Regions from separate parts of the Homo sapiens genome. Here region 2 is linked to region 1. A link is a loop called in an ENCODE intact Hi-C map of the cell type or tissue named here. Cell type or tissue: HepG2. All regions are shown on one strand. Links, peaks and the distances in the headings refer to the core of each region. The heading gives the core; the rest is flanking DNA.

Region 1 (2,919 bases), core at 91-2,590:
TTTTCTGGGTATTAATAACTTTATATATTGATTAATGTAGATTCAGCAGCAACTTCTATTAGACCTTTATCCACAGGTATGAGAAGCACAGTGGTCACTACTGGTTGGCCCACGTGTGGGGCAGTTATACGTGACATTCTATTAACTTCAGGAAACTGTGCAATACCTTATCTCCAGGTTTGTCTAAAATTGAATTTGGATTTCCACTCAGTGCTTTTGTGGTCCAGCAGTCATCAGATAAACTGCAATCTCTTTATTTAATATTTAGTTCAGGCTAATGGGCTGAATTGACTAAACACTCAAAATTCTCTCACAGAAAAACCAGGTTCCTCACTGAATTCTCTCTCAGTTATTTTTTCCTTGGAATATTTGTTAATACAATTGACTTTCACCGCCTGTACTAATAAAAGCAGAGCTCAGGTGCAGATTATCCAAAGTGAATGCGATCAGTCGCAAGAAGCTACTTGGAGGTATATAGAGACAGAATTGAGAAAGAGCTTTTTCAGCCTTTTAGAAGAGTCCTCACTAATATGGTTAGGATCTGTGTCCCTGTCCAAATCTCATGTTCAATTAGTAATCTTCAATGTTGGAGGTGGAGCCTGGTAGGAGATGATTGGATCATGGGGGTGGTTTCTCATGGTTTAACACCATTCCTCTTGATTATGTTGTCACAATAGTGAGCTCTCGTGAGATCTGGTTGTTTAAGAGTATGTAGCACCTCCTCCCCTGCTCTCTTGCTCCTGCTCCGGCCATGTAAGACATGCCTCACGCCCCCTTTACCTTTTGGCATGATTGTAAGTTCCCTGCGGCATCCCCGGAAGCTGATGCCACTATGCTTTCTATATAGCCTGCAGAACTGTGAGCCAATTAAATCCCTTTTCTTTTTAAATTACTCAGTCTCAGATAGTTCTTCATAGCAGTGTGAGAATGGACTAATACAGAAGATTGGTACCAAGTGGTGGGGCACTGAAAATGTGGAAGTGACTTTGGAACTGGGTAATGGGCAGAGGTTGGAAGAGTTCGGAGGTCTCAGAAGAAGACAGAAAGATGCGAGAAAATTTGGAACTTCTTAGAGACTTGTTGAATGGTTGTGACCAAAATTATAGTAATATGGACAATGAAGTCCAGGCTGAGGAAGTCTCAGATGGAAATGAGGAACATTCGGTACTGGAGAAAAGGGCTCTTTTATTATGCTTTAGTGAAGAACTTGGTGGCATTATGCCCATGCCCTACAGATTTGTGGAAGTTTGAACTTGAGAATGATGATTTAGAGTATCTAGTGGAAGAAAATTCTAAACAGAAAACCATTCAAGATGTGATCTGGCTGTTTTTAACTGCCTACACTCATATACGTGAGCAAAAAAATAACCTAAAACTGCAAGTTACGTTTAAAAGGGAAGCAGAGCATAAAAGGTTGAAAAACTTGCAGCCTGGCCATGTGGTAGTAAAGAAAAGCTCATTCAGGGGTGAAATTAAAGCAGGTGGCAAAAATTTGCATAAGTAAAAAGGAGCCAAGTGCTGATGGCCAAGACAATGGGAAGAAATCTTTGGAGGCATTTCAGAGAACTTCATGGCAACCCCTCCCATCACAGGTCCAGAGGCCTAGGAGAGAAGAATGGTTTCATGAGCTAGGCCCAGGGTCCTGATGCCCTGAACACTGGTCCCTGCATCCTAGTCACTCCAGCTCCAGTTGTGGCTAAAAGGAACCCAGGTAAAGCACAGGCCACTGCTTCAGAGGGTGCAAGCCCTAAGTCTAGGCAGCTTCTACATGGTGTTAAGCCTGTGGATGTGCACAGTACAAGAGTTGAGGCTTGGGAACCTCTGCCTAGATTTTGGAGGATGTATGGAAGAGCATGGATGTCCAGGCAGAAGCCTGCTGCAGGGGCAGAGCCCTCATGGAGGACCTCTACTAAGGTAGTGTAAAGAGGAAATGTGGGGTTGGAGCCACATAGAGTTCCCACTGGGGCACTGCTTAGTGGAGCTGTGAGAAAAGGGCTACCATCCTCCAGATCATAGAATGGTAGATCCAGTGGCAGCTTGCACTCTGTGCCTGGAAAAGCTGCAGACACTCAACACCAGCCTATGAGAGCAGCCATGGGAAGGGACCCCTACAAAGCCACCAGGGTGGAGCTGCCCAAGGCCTTGCCTCAGAGTGCTGTGGACGTGAGACATGGAGTCAAAGGAGACTATTTTTGAGCTTTGAGATTTAATGACTCCCCTACTGGGTTTCAGACTTGCATGGTGCCTGTAGCTACTTTCTTTTGGATGATTCGTCTCTTTTGGAATGGGAATATTTACCCAATGCCTGTGCCCTCATTGTATCTTGGAAGTAACTAACTTGTTTTTCTATATTTACAGGCTCATAGGTGGAAGGAACTAGCCTTGTTTCAGATGAGACTTTGGATTTTGGACTTTGGGCTTGTGAGTTAATGCTGAAATGAGTTCAGACTTTGGGGGATTACTGGGAAGGCATGATTGTATTTTGCAATGTGAGAAGAACATGAGATTTTGGAGGGGCCAGGGACAGAATGACATGATTTGGATCTGTATTCCTGCCCATATCTCATGTTTAATTGTAATCACCATTGTTGGAGGTGGGGCCTCGTGGGAGGTGATTGGATCATGGGGGTGGTTTCTCATGGCTTAACACCATTCCCCTTAGTGCTGTCATTGCAATAGTGAATTCTCGGGAGATCTGGCTGTTTAAAAGTGTGTAGCAACTGTCCCCTCTTTCTCTTGCTCCTGCTCTGGCCTCGTAAGACGTGCCTGCTTCCCCTTCACCTTCCGCCATGATTGTAAGTTTCCTGAGGCCTCCTCAGAAACTGATGCCACTATGCTTCCTGTACAGCCTGAAGAACTGTTAGCCAATTAAACTTATTTTCTTTCTTTCTTTCTTTTTTTTTTTTGAGACAGAGTCTC
Region 2 (2,919 bases), core at 175-2,674, 78 kb after region 1:
CCTTCTCTCTCTACAACTCTTTAACCACCAACCATCCCATGGAGAATATGAATATCTTCCTTTTTTTTTTTTCCTTTTTGAGATGGAGTCTCGCTCTGTCACCCAGGCTGTAGTGCAGTCATGCTGTCTCAGCTCACTGCAACCTCTGCCTCCTGGGTTCAAGCAATTCTCCTGCCTCAGCCTCCCAAGTAGCTGGGATTACAGGTGTGCACCACCATGCCCGGCTAGTTTTTTGTATTTTTAGTAGAGACAGGGTTTCACCATGCTGGCCAGGCTGGTCTCAAACTCCCGACCTCGTTATCCACTCCCCTTGGCCTCCCAAAGTGCTGGGATCACAGGCGTAAGCCACCACACCTGGCCGAATATCTTCTTTTTAATCCACAAACCTGGTAACAGCCTTAGGGAACCTTAACTTAACTGTTGTTGAAGCGTCTAAGATGCCAATAGTGAATGGTGTCACTAAAACAAATTAATGTTTTTCAGTGTTAAATTTTTTTTAATTTTGTGGGTACTTAGTTGGTGTATATATTTATGGGGTACATGAGATGCTTTGTTACAGGCATGCAATGTGAGATAAGCACATCATGGAGAACGGGGCATCCATCCCCTCAAGCATTTATCCCTTGAGTTACAAACAATCCAATTACACTCTTTAAGTTATTTTAAAATTTACAATTAAGTTATTATTGGCTAGAATCACCCTATTGTGCTATCAAATAGTAGCTCACATTTATTCTGTTTCTTTTTTTTTTTTTACCCATTAACCATCCTCATCTCAGTTTTTTTGTTGTTAATAAAACAAGTGCAGCTCTCCATGAGAGCACCTTCTCTGGTTCATGCTTCTGGAAAGACAGTTCCTAAGGTGAATGGGCTCATGACTCACAAGGTAGCCTCTCTAGGGGCTACACAGTAGGTTGTTCTTCTCTAAATAGCACCCTGGGACACTGGGGTTCCAAAGAAAAGATGCCTAGACATCAACAACTGGAGCCTCATGAGACATCTAGGATCAGAAAGTGGTGGGTGATGGGTGTGTAGGTTTCGATTAGTGTTTAAATTCAGTAACAGCTTGTTTCTCAATAATATGGATTAACTGCGCTAGACAGAAGCCAAACCCTATCCAGTTTTCAATGTCAAAGCAATGGGAGAAGGGTTTCCAGCTCTGGCAGAAGGTCATCCAATAGGCAAGCCACTGAAAGACACCGATGTTGGGGAGTGTTGGTTGCTGCTGTGATCCCTGAGGCTCTGGTCCCTGAGGAAGTTTACTTGCCAAGTATGTCTGTTATCTCACTGATGCAACCTGTTTGACCACAAAGGAGAGAAAGTTTGTATGAACACTGCTGCTAAATTGTCTGTGCAAATACACATAAACGGCAAAGGCAACAACAGCACATAAAGAAAGAAAGGATATTCTTCATGGAAAAGGATTTATTTGGAGTGGTCTCTAGCCATTCTTCTTATTTTTCTTTCCTTTTCAATCAATAACTTTTCTCTAACCCTTTTAACTCTACCTGTTTAGGCATTTCCTGATTTACATACGTCTTTCTCCTTTTATACTGAGAAAGGATCTGTTTTTTTTTAAAATATAAATCTGTGTATATATATCTATATCTATAGATACAGATATGTATATGTTTTTCTGTAGGTATTAGATATAGATATCTGTATGTTTTTCTATAGGTAAAGATATAGATATCTATATAGATATGTATATCTTTTTCTATAGGTATAGATATAGATATCTATAGATATAGATATGTATATGTTTTTCTATAGGTAAAGATACAGATATCTATATAGATACATATATCTTTTTCTATAGGCATAGATATAGATATCTATAGATATAGACATGTGTATGTTTTTCTCCATTTTTTTTATTTTTCCTTTCTTTTCTCCATTAACTATTTATTCCTTTCTCAACTGCTCCTCATCCTTAATGATTGAGCCCAGGTATCACTTTCTCCACCAGAGTCTTTTCCTGCTTTGCAAGCCCCACGTCCCCAACCCCGACCAGGCGTATACTTTCCTTGTGTGTATGTCGATCACTGCATTCACAGAATTATGTGATAATTATGTATTTGTGTGAGTTCTTTGTTATTTTATGTAATCATCTTTGTTACCCAACCCAAGCACCCTGGTTGTCACATGGTTAGCCTTCAGCAGAATGAGTACAGTTTGGCATTGAGGCTCATAAAGGTTAAATGCGACCAAAGCTAGAAAGGTTTGGGAAGTAGCAGATGGAGGATTCTGGCCGAGTGTGTCCTGGCCCCCTAAACCACTGCCTCTTCAGATTAACCTACTTTCACAGTTCAGGAATGCCTGGCCATCTGCAGTAGATGGCTTGGTAAGAACAATATTCAGTTATTTCTCCTGAGGTTTTTCATCTTTTCCTCTATTTTCACTCTCCCAGCCAAGGCAGCCATCTGGTTCCTTAAAGAAAATCCCGAGGAGGAGCTGATGGGACATATTTCCTGGGTGCTTCCTGGGCCCTGCTGGCTTCTTGCATGGGCTTCTCTCATGGGAGGGATCTCTTTTCCTTATCCTTCCCCCAACTACCCTATCTCCAAATGCTAAGTCCTCCCATTAGATCTCCCTGTCCACAAATCCCCAGAAACTACAGATGCACTCTTCAGCCCTCTCCCTATCACACAGAGCTGTTAATAAAACAGTGTGTCACTGAAATGATCTTAGGGTTGTCTGATAGTCCCAGGGAGATTAGTGTTTCTTCCCACATCAACAGAAGCCATATAAATAGCCCATGTTTATTTGTGACTCGCTGATTTTTCTAGTTTTGTTTGGGAGAACAAAATCATAGTTTATTAGCCACAAACACACACACACAGACACACAGACACACACACACCCCTCTGATGTTACTCACCCAACAATTCAGCTTCATAGAGTACAATAGTCACTAGC

The links. Peaks named below come from ENCODE experiments on the same cell type or tissue, not always from the same donor. Only the 100,000 strongest peaks of a DNase experiment are listed, where the experiment ranks them.
Region 2: it touches region 1 in a loop (33-fold over the local background); 3 of 110 quality-filtered maps call a loop at or near these places.

Annotation. Positions count from the first base shown.
Region 1 is chr12:91,969,677-91,972,595 of GRCh38, reverse strand. No RefSeq gene overlaps it. Among named protein-coding and RNA genes, the nearest start is that of LINC02404, 96 kb to the right of the region's middle. In HepG2, for the core only: no CTCF peak of the experiment used is centred there; no DNase peak of the experiment used is centred there.
Region 2 is chr12:91,892,015-91,894,933 of GRCh38, reverse strand. No RefSeq gene overlaps it. Among named protein-coding and RNA genes, the nearest start is that of LINC02404, 18 kb to the right of the region's middle. In HepG2, for the core only: no CTCF peak of the experiment used is centred there; no DNase peak of the experiment used is centred there.